Linked DNA regions of Homo sapiens: region 1 is linked to region 2. A link is an interaction called in ENCODE POLR2A ChIA-PET data of the cell type or tissue named here. Cell type or tissue: PC-9. All regions are shown on one strand. Each heading gives the region's core, and the rest is flanking DNA. Links, peaks and the distances in the headings are about the cores only.

Region 1 (5,482 bases), core at 208-5,207, 210 kb after region 2:
AGAGACCTACCGCCTGCACCCACATCGTCTGGAACCATCCGGGAACCCAGAGGGAGACTCTGCACTCAGTGATGGGGGGGATGGGCAGGGCCCACGTGGACATCAGGGAGCCCCACGCTTGGTGCCCTGAGGTCTTCCCACAGTAGGAGAACCCAGCACCCACCGCCCAGGACTCTGGACACCCCCCCTCACACACCAGCTCCCAAGCTCTGCAGACAGACAGACGGCAGCACATACTCGGGCTCTGCCTCAGCGGGCAGAGTGCTCTCCAGGCGCAGGTCCCCGTCTGTAGGACAGGAGGGAAGGAGGCCGCTGAGTGCTTGCACAGAGCTGAGGCTTTACAGAGCCGGTCCCCTCCACTGCTCAATAAACGTCACCACTCAATAAACATCACCGGCCCCACCAGAGCCTCTCATGGTCCCCGGCCAGTGGAGAGAACAGGGACAGAAGCAGCCAGACTCCGGTGCCCGTCTAGGAAAGGGCCCCTCCCCTATAAACAACTAGAAACCGACAACACACGTGGACAGCAGCCTTCAGACTCGGGGTCTGGAGTGCAGGACCATGACCCCTGAGAGAGCAAGTGAGGGGCACCCACACTTGCCCGGCTCACCACCTGAAGACAGCTCCCATGCTGCGACTCAGAAGGGGCTGCAAACAGAACCCAGACATCTCTCTGAGCTGAGGAGACAGAAGGCATAGCCACGGGGCAGAAGACCAGAGACAGAGGGCTGCACAGAGAGGGAGCACCGAGGTCCACAGAGGGCTCCCCGAAAGCCTTAGAAAGGTACCAACTTGCACGTGCCTGGGATGAGACTGCAAGATGGGAGAAAGCCCTGGGGAATGGAACAGGGACAGCACCTGGAACTCACACAGGCCAGGAATAAGCTGCATCCCCACAGGGAGGGAGCGTCACCGGGAGAGCCCTCCAAAGGGAACTGCTACGGCGCTGAGATAACCTGCATCCGGCCTGCCAGCACCCAAGGCCAGCCTGGAAAGGGTCATCGGGTTCCCAGCAGCTTCACCACATACCAGGACTAAGCCCAACACTCTCTAAAGGGTTACAACAAAACCTGGCACCTAACAATGTAGCACTCACAAGGAAGCGTGCAGCCAAAAATTACCAAGGATGCAACAAAGGGGGAAGTATGACCCAGGATCAGGAGAAAAAAGAATCAACAGAAACAGACCCAGAAAGGACGGCGGCGATGGCATCAGCAGACAAGGACATTAAAGCCGCAGTCACAACTAGGGCCCACATTTTCAAGGACACAGAGGAAAACATAAGCGTGCTGAAGAGTGCAATGACAGATCTTTAGGAACCTAAACGCAATTTCAGAGGCGAAAAATACATCGGAAATGAAACACGATGGACAGGAATAACATCCAATGACATTTTTTAAGGAATGTGAAGACATAGCAATAGCAAATATTCAAAATGAAGCCCAGTGAGGGAAAAAAGACTGGAAGACCAATGGCTGGGCGTGCTGCCTCATGCCCGTAATCCCAGCATCTGGGGAGGCCAAGGCGGGCAGATCAATTGAGGTCAGGAGTTCGAGATCAGGCTGGCCAACATGGCAAAACCCCATCTCTACCAAAACTACAAAAAAATTAGCCAGGCCTAGTGGCAGTGCCTGTAGCCCCAGCTACTCAAGAGGCTGAGGCAGGAGAATCACTGAACCCGGGAGGTGAAGGCTGCAGTGAGCTGAGATCGCACCACTGCATCCCAGCTTGGGAGACAGAGCAAAACTCCATCTCAAAAAAAAAAAAAAAAATCCACAATATGCTGCACACAGCTAATGTGGTGGAGGGATCAAGAAAAAATGTTTAATAAAGTTTTTCAATTGGACAAAAATCTAGACAAGCTCCATGAACTCCAAGCAGAATAAACAGAAAGAAACCACGGCACGGCCATTGTAATAAAACTGTAGAAAACCAGTGACACAGAAAAATCTTAAAAGCAGTCAAAGAAAACAGGCATGTTACATAGAGAGACAGGAATTACAGCCGACATCGTGTGAAACGTCGTGAGCTGGGAGACAGACGACGCGTTAGCACATTTAAAGGACTGAAAGAAGAGAATACCTGTCAAGCTAAAACTCTACATCGGGAAAAATATCCTCACAAATGTAGGCAAATAAAGATTTTTTTCAACAAAAGGCCGAGAGAATTTATCACCAGCAGACGTGCGGTACAAGAAACATCAAAGTTATTCAGGCAGAAGGAAAATGACACCAGATGAGTCTACACAGACAAAGAAAGTGGCTAGATAGGGAAAATATGTGGATGATAAAAATGCTGTTTTTCTGGCTGGGCGTGTTTGCTCACGCCTGTAATCCCAGCACTTTGGGAGGCCGAGGTGGGAGGATCACTTGAGCCCAGGAGTTCAGTTTAGGCTGGGCAACACGGTGAGAGCTGTCTCTTTAAAAAAAAAAATGCTGTTTTTATTACTTTTCAAATTTTGAAAGATAATCGCCTGTTAAAGCAAACGTATTCATAATACACTGTGGGGTTTATAACATATGTGGATTTAGTAAAACGTCTGACAACGATAGTACAAAGGGCAAGCAGGCGGGTGGGCGGGCGGGTGAGTGGCGAGCGGGTGGGTGGCGAGCGGGTGGGCGGCGAGCGGATCTTATGCTGTTATGAACTCATGGTGCTCTTTAGAGCTACGCCTTGGTGATCTGGAAGCACGTACCAGAAGCCTACCTACTGAAGAGGGTGGCCACTAAGACGTAAGCCAAAGGGCCAGGTGCGGTGGCTCACACCTGTAAACCCAGCACTTTGGGAGGCCGAGGCGGGCAGATCACCTGAGGTCGGGAGTTTGAGACCAGCCTGGCCAACATGGCAAAACGCCGTCTCTACTAAAAATACAAAAATTAGCCGGGCATGGTGGCTCATGCCTGTAATCCCAGCTACTCGGGAGGCTGAGGCAGGAGAATTGCTTTAACCCAGAAGGCAGAGGTTGCAGTGAGCCGAGATTGCACCACTGCACTCCAGCCTGAGTGACAGAGCAAGACTGTGAAAAGAAAAAGAAACAAAGAGACAAAGAAAGTAAAAGAAAGAAAGGAAGGAAGGAAGGAAGGGAGTATCAAACAAGCGGGTAGTGACAGTAAGCACAGAGTCATGTGAAAGGTCCGTTAGTCCCAAACGATACAAGAGAAGAGGCAGCAAGAACAGGTGGGACAAATAGGAAAATCTCACAAACTCTGTGGAAAAGCCGCATTCTGAAACCACAAGGCATTGAAGAGAAAAATTCAAGACCTAAATAAATGGCAAGATGCCTTGTTCCCAGACGGGACGACACTGCATCATTGCGACAGTGATACCAGCGCACCCCAAATCGGGTTCCACCTTATCCGGGAGGAACCCTTGCCGAGCACGGCCAGGGCACACGCACCAACTCCGCAAACGCCGAAAGGAGACAGTGAGACTCTGCAGGTCAGAGCTGGGGACTGCAGCTGACAGCAGGGCCACCACATGGCAGCACCCAGTCCCCAGCCCTGAGTCTCGCAGGCCGTGAGGGCCCTGGTGGAGCCCATGCCCCAGGGCTCAGCTGCTTCCACATCAACACCGCAGAGCTGCGCTCTCAGCAGCAGGCGTCGGCCACCACCTGTGCACTCCCTGCTCAGCCCAGAGGACCTCTCGGGCAGCTCAGACGGACCCTTGACCCTCTAGGGCTGGGCATCTCATGGTCACAGTGGTGGCCCCGAAGGACGGCCTCCTGCCCGCTGTCTCTGCGGGGGGCACTCCAGTCCGGGGCCGCTGTGTGGAGCCGGGGCATGGCCTGCCTGTGGACATCACGCCCTGGTGCAGTGTCAGGTGACTGCACCACGGACCGTGTGCTATGGCGGCAGGGCTCGGTTAGAAGTTCCGAGTGCTGTGGCCAGGGCTAAGGGCCACAGAGAGGGAACCTGGGCTCAGGGGCCCTCAGAGCCTTCCCACCTCCACTGGCCAGAGGGGGAAAGGGTCAGCCCGCAGAGGGTGAGGACACAGGCGGTCGGAGTGGGGCTGGGGTCCGTGGGTGCACCTGCTGTGGTCCCAGCAGCGGGGATGCACAGGTGAGTACCCGGCCTGACCTCATTCACCTAAACACACGGCAGGAGGCAGGCGCCATGACTGCACCTCGGTTTACTCACTGTGGGGCAAGGAGAGAGTTAGGGGTCCAGGTTGGGCCACAAAATCCAGGCCTTGACCTCTGTCCTGGGGGCTGGTCCCCTGTGCCTGATGTGGCCTTGTGGGCACAGACCCCCCAGCCCTGCCACTGTGGAGCCCAGCCCTGCACCAGCCCTGCCACCATGGAGCCCAGGCCCCCTCTGCAAGTCCTGCCACTGTGAAGCCCAGCACCGCCCCCGCAAGCCCTGCCAACATGGAGCCCAGCCCTGCACCAGCAGGCCACCACATGAACCACACTCCAGTCCCTCCCCGTCCTCTCTCACCGTGGGAGGCCCCTCTGCAGCCCACTGAGGGCTCTCCTGAGGCAGGGCTGCCGGCCTGGGGGATGGGACGGGCCCACTCCATCACCGCCAGGCACCACCCCCTTCTTCAGGCCCACCCTGCACAGCCCAGCACTGGCGCCCTCCTGGCTGCCTCCCGGGTGCTTCAGGGACCCCAGGACCCGTTGATGTGGCCCCAGAGTGGCCAAAGACACACTTGGCCGCTGCACCCCTGCTCCCCGAAAAGCCTCGCCCAGACTTGGCCACTGAGATGCAAACCTGGGGCCTTGCTGCCTCCCGGCAGCCAGAAGAAGAAATGCCCAGGTCAGCCGCCCCGACCAGCCTGCAGAGCCCTGGAGACACTGGTCCCATCATCTGGGGAGGCCCTGGACCCCAGCCTGTCCCCAGACAGCACCGAGGGGCTGGGCAGAGCTAGTCAGACCATCTCCCCAGGCCTCCCCTCCTCCTTCCCAGACTGAGCCCCCACTCATGTCCCCATAAGGTGCTCAGCAGGGGCTCAGGACAGCATGGCCCCAGCAAGGGCTCAGCAGGTGCCAGGCTGCCCTGTGCCCCTCCAGTCCACTCAGGGCACCTGGAAAGAACACAGGTGGACAAGGATGAGGACAAGGAAGCGCAGCCACAGCGTGGGGGTGGCGGGGCCTTAGAAACAGAGCAAGGGAATTGGGGACTTTGTCGAATGTGCTGACGTCAGCGTCTGCACATGGTGAAGGCCGGGAGGCCGAACAATGATATTCAGGAGGCGGAGTGCACTGAGTGCCTTTCATCTGGAGGCTTTCAACTAACATTGGGTTTATCAGACGTGACCCTGGCATGATCCAGGAGCCCCCATACAGGGGAGCGAGTGCAGAAATGGGGAGTCCCACAGGGCAGTGTCTCAGTCACCTGCTGCCTGGAGCAAACTACCCCAGAGCTTGGTGGCTTAAAACAACCCCCACTTTACAGTCACAACTCTGGGTGCAGGACTAGAGAAGGGTCGGGGTGGCCGTGTCCGCTTCATGAGGTGTGGCTGGGTTGACCTCGTGGCTGCA
Region 2 (5,259 bases), core at 1-5,000:
AAAGGAGTTAGGCTAGACACAAGGTAGAACTTCCCAGTGTGTTTTCTGGGATGATCTCAGGGTACCTCGCCTTCGCCCCCTCTCTGTCCTCCAGTGCCCACCTCGCCTTCGCCCCCTCTCTGTCCTCCAGTGCCCACCTCGCCTTCACCCCCTCTCTGTCCTCCAGCGCCCACCTCGCCTTTGCCCCCTCTCTGTCCTCCAGCGTCCACCACACCTTCGCCCCCTCCCTGTCCTCCAGCGACCACCTCGCCTTCACCCCCACGTCCTCCAGCGCCCACCTCGCCTTCGCCCCCTCCCTGTCCTCCACCGCCCCCTCAGCACAGCGGTTACCTTTGGTCACTTCAGCAAAACCCCGGGTGTGGGCCTGGGGCCCTTTCAGGAGGACGTGGGCCTCAAGCTGGGTGGATTTGCTGCCTGGTTCCCAGTCTGCCCGCAGTGCACCGGGGAGGTGGGAAGAGGGGCCACTGTCTCCAGCCTGCTTCTTCCAGGGGAGAGACACATGCAGCACCCAGGTTTGCTCTGAACTCTCAAGCTGGGGACCCTCTGAGGTGGGCAGGCAGCAGAGGCCGCTGCCATGGCCTGTTATGGGACCCTCTCTTCCCACTGCTTGGGGCTCGGAGAGGAGACAAGGTTGGTGTCACTCCTGGAAGTGGAAGGAAAGGCCCTGGGGCCCACTGGGGAGTTGGGGTTAGCTGGGCCATAAGCCGAGCCCCGCTCCTCCGGTGGGATCGCCCCGAGGTCCTGTGCACCTCCAAACCCAGCAGGTGTTTCTCCACACGCATCGCAGTGCCATCCCAGTGCGTAACTGTGCAGGGAGCTGCTGAGGGGCGCTCAGCTGCTTTGCCGTGTGCGGCCGGCCCAAAATTCTCAAAACAAGGACTATCCATATGTTGCTTATTTAATTAAATAAAAAGAAATAAGGAGCTAAAAATAATGGTCATGTGCCTATTCCAGAAGTGTCGGGAATACTGGGAGTATAAAGAAAGCGAAGTTCGATGTCTGAGCCATCCCTGTGGGCACCGGGGCGTGTGTGTCTGGATTTGGCAGTTGCCCTGCAGCTTTGCAGGATGATACCGTGGGGTGGGGCAGGGTGCATGGACACCTCTAGGCTTCTTTGCAATTCTGCATCTACAATGATTTCCAAATAAAAGCTGGGAAAACCCATATGCCTTCTCCCCGCTGAGCGGTAAGCACTGCTGTTACTATTTTGCTGTTTTCTTCCAAACATACCCTAAACATCTTTATTTGCTATTTGCCCATTTTTCAAAATGAATAAACATCTGTCAGTACCTAGGAGGGCCCCCTGTGATGCCCCCTGGATCCCTGTGAGTCTTTACAATTAAGTCTCCCAGCTGAGAAGATGTCAGATGGGGAGCCGTGGGGAGAGGCCTCCAGGTCAGTGAGAAAAAAGCCCTGGGCCCAGCAGGGACTCCTAGAAGCCCCAAGACCCCACAGTGACTGGGATTTGCAGCTCCCTGCAAGATTCAGAACCAGCAGGAGTTGGAGGAGAATATCCCCAAATTGCCCCCCACAGTGATGGGGACTAGCCTATTAAGGCAGGAAAAGAGGACCGTCGTCAGGGCCGGGCTCAGCATTCTCCACCAACAGCTCACACCTCCCCCAAAGCCACCCAGCCATCCGGGAAAGTCCACGCCCTGAAACTGCGTGTGGGTGCCACACGAATGAGCCCTGCTCTACTCCATGAAGCCTGGGGTTGGGGCCACGTGGGCAGATAGGTGGACCCGCTGGGCACAGGGTTCGTCTTCCTGTGCAGAGATGGGGGGTCTCAGGAGGGGCCTCCAGAGAAGAAAACATCTCCCCCAGGGCTCATGCCTGACCTTTCACCGCCAGAGCCTCACAGTCTCCTCCTGTTAACTTTTCCTCTGGGAATGCTTTGTGAGTCATTAACACTTTAGTATAAACAAGACTCTCAACTTTCTCAGAAGGAAGTTAGTGGGATTTTTAGACGGGGATGGGATCAGCCTGGGATAAGAGGGCTGAGTCAGAGCCTGTGGAGGTCCAAATGCTCTGAGCAGAAGGTGAAACCGTCAGAGGCATGTGAACCAGAGCAGCTCCGTGTTGAACGGGAGCTGGGTAAAATGGTAAAATGAGGCTGAGACCCACCGGGCTGCATTCCCAGACGGTGAAGGCATTTTAAGTCGCAGGATGAGACAGGAGGTCAGCACAAAATACAGGTCACAAAGACCTTGCTGATAAAACAGGTCGTGGCAAAGAAGCCGACAAAAACCCACCAAAACCAGGATGGTCACGAGAGTGACCTCTGGACGTCCTCACTCTCCACCAGCGCCAGGACAGTTTACAAATGCCATAGCAACATCAGGAAGTTACCCTAGATGGTCTAAAAAGGGGAGGCATGAATAATCCACCCCTTGTTTAGCGTATCATCAAGAGATAACCAAAAAAGTGGGCAACCAGCAGCCCTCAGGGCTACTCTGACTATGGAGTAGCCATTCTTGATTCCTTTACTTTCCTAAGAAACTTGCTTTCACTTTACAGACTCACCCTGAATTCTTTCTTGCAGGAGATCCAAGAACCCTCTCTTGGGGTCTGGATCCGGACCCCTTTCCTGTAACAAAACTGTCTCCACAGGGCTGACAAGAATTGCATGTCGGGTTCTGGACAGAAATATTATTATAATTAAGCATTAATCAGACTGCACGGTGGCCCGCTTTCTCGCTGCTAAACATCACCACGTTGCCCTCGGTCGTGACCACTGTGTTCCCACAGATGCGATCCCTGATATTACAGTCATGAGGCTTTTGTTGATTCCTTAAGATGTTTTTCAGACCCCAAATTCCAGCAACCAGTTTGAAGACCCTCATGGAGGGATGGGATCCACATGAGAACAGCTTCTTCACTCTGTCCTGTGGCTTCACCCTGCAACCTTCTACTAATCAACCATCTGCACATTTGGCCCACTCCAAAACTCTGGAAAACCCCAGCCTCAAGGCAGGAGGACTGCTTGAACCCAGGAGTGCAAGACCAGCCTGGACAACATAGCGAGGCTCCATCTCCACAAAAAAATTTTAAAAACATAGCTGGGCATGGTGGTGCACAACTGTGGTCCCAGCTACTCAGGAGGCTGAGGCAGCAGGATTATGCGAGCCCAGGAGTTGAAGGCTGCAGGAGTGGTGGGCAGGGAAGTGCTGGCTAGAGGAGGGCATGGTCCCTGGCTAGGGCTCCACGCACAGGCCTGTGCCCACGGACCTAGGTGAGGATAGACACACCCTGCCTTCATGTCCAAATGTTGCATTTCCCAAGACCACCCTGCCCTGCCACGCCCCCATCTGGTGCCTATAGAAACCCTGAGACCTAGCGGGCAGGCACCTAAGCCCTGGACACGGAGAGGAGCCCATTGGCAGAACACACAAGCGGCTGGACGTCGAGAGGCCATCAGGGGGAGCACGCCGGCAGAAGAGCACACTGAGACTCCGGCAGGCGATCAGCTAGTGGAACGATGCAGAGTTTGGTTGGGATGGTTGGAGGAGAGCCCCGGCTGCTGAGCGGCCTGATTCCAGGGGAAAGCCATCTCCCTTCTGGCTCCCCCATCTGCCGAGAGCTACTTCCACTCAATCAAACTTTGCACTCATTCTCCAAGCCCATGTGTGATCTGATTCTTCCGGCACAGCAAGAACCCTGGGATACAGAAAGCCCTCTGTCCTTGCGGTAAGGCAGAGGCCTAACTGAGCTGGTTAACACAAGCCACCTACGGACGGCTAAACTAAGAGAGTGCCCTGTAGCACATGCCCACTGGAGGTTCAGCTGTAAACATTCACCCCTAGAAGCTGCCGTGGGGCTCCCTGCCCATCTATATGCTCCCCTAGGGGTTTGAGCAGCGGGGCCCCAAAGAAGCGAGCCAGTCCCCATCGCAGGCCCTGCAAGGGGACAAGGAAATCTTTGCCATTTCACTATGATTGTGCCCTTGAATTCCAGCGTGGGACTGTCTCAAAAAACAAACAAACAAACACCAAACAGACACCAAACAACAACAACAACAAACCCCAGCCCCAGATTCCTCTGGGAGATGGATTTGAGGTTCCCTCCCAGCAACTTCTTTAGTGACCCTATGATTAACCCCTTCTTTGCTGCAACCCAGCATCTCAGCATACAGACTTGCCGTGTCCATCGGCAGCAAACTATCATAGTTACAAAGAGACAACTGGGGCTAGGAAGGAAGAGAGTTTCCCTCCAGCTGTAGCAGGAGGAGTCATAGACAAAATTCCTCAGACACTGGATTGTGGAAGGAAAGAGCTTTATTCAGCTGGGATCGTCGGCAGACTCACGTCCTAGAAACCGAGCTCTCCGAATAAGTGATTCCTGTCCCTTTTAAGGGCTCACAACTCTAAAGGGGCTGTGGGGGCGGGGGTCGTGATCTATTGAGCAAGCAAGGGGTATGTGACTGGGGGCTGCATGCACCAATGATCAGAACGAAACAGAACAGAACAGGGAGTTTCATGATGCTTTTTTACACAATGTCTGAATCCATAGATAGCACAAGCCCTGAGGTCAGAGGTTGAATTTTAACACCAGGTCTGAAATGTGGTCCCCAGTTGTCTGTGATTTTTCACTTCTGCCAATTCTAACTTCTACTTTTTCAGCAAACAAGAAATTAAGTATAAGACAATATAAGGAATGGTCTCCTCTCTGACAGCTAGATGTCAGCTTGCTTTGGGATTCACTGGGAGGGTCCCAACCAGGACAGTGTGCCAAGCCCTATGCTAAGGCCATCACCCACATTCCCTCACTGATCTCCTCAGTTACCCTTCGAGATGGGCACAGAGCTTATTTCAGAGGTGAGGAAACCGAGGCTCAGAGAGGGGCACAATGAGTTGGCTGAGAGCGGAGATGGAGGGCCAGGAAGCCTGTCCAGGGAGGCAGCGGCAGCCGCTGCCGGGGGAGACATGATCCCCACGCGTGGGGTGGGGCCGCAGGAGGGCGATGGCCTGAGAACCTGCCGGGAGGCCAGTGCTCCTGTACCCTTCTTCATCAGGGAGGGGAGACGGGGAGTGTGGACGGTTCTTTTGATGGGGCATGAGTGATCTTCGGGGAGAAGGGAGGGACTCCAGAGACAGGAACTAACTTGTAAGTGATTCCCTTTGGAATTCGAATGACCTCCAGAGGAGACATTATCTGGGGCACAGGTCCGTCCAGGTAAGGCTGCATTGCTGCTGCCCTCTTTTCTGAGGTTTCAGGGAAGGGGTGGAAGGTGACTGCGCTTCTCCATGGTGGGGCCCGGCC

The links. Peaks named below come from ENCODE experiments on the same cell type or tissue, not always from the same donor. Only the 100,000 strongest peaks of a DNase experiment are listed, where the experiment ranks them.
Region 1: POLR2A ChIA-PET joins it to region 2 with 22 read pairs; 1 of 35 experiments calls an interaction of 5 or more read pairs at or near these places.

Annotation. Positions count from the first base shown.
Region 1 is chr20:63,016,331-63,021,812 of GRCh38, reverse strand. No RefSeq gene overlaps it. Among named protein-coding and RNA genes, the nearest start is that of BHLHE23, 12 kb to the right of the region's middle. RefSeq lists an enhancer at 4,073-5,040. In PC-9, for the core only: no CTCF peak of the experiment used is centred there; a DNase peak (open chromatin) is centred at 2,222; H3K27me3 peaks cover 4,771 bases.
Region 2 is chr20:63,229,191-63,234,449 of GRCh38, reverse strand. No RefSeq gene overlaps it. Among named protein-coding and RNA genes, the nearest start is that of BIRC7, 4.1 kb to the left of the region's middle. RefSeq lists a silencer at 549-744 and enhancers at 1,508-2,707, 2,781-3,550. In PC-9, for the core only: no CTCF peak of the experiment used is centred there; a DNase peak (open chromatin) is centred at 1,969; H3K4me3 peaks cover 1,410 bases; H3K27ac peaks cover 2,659 bases.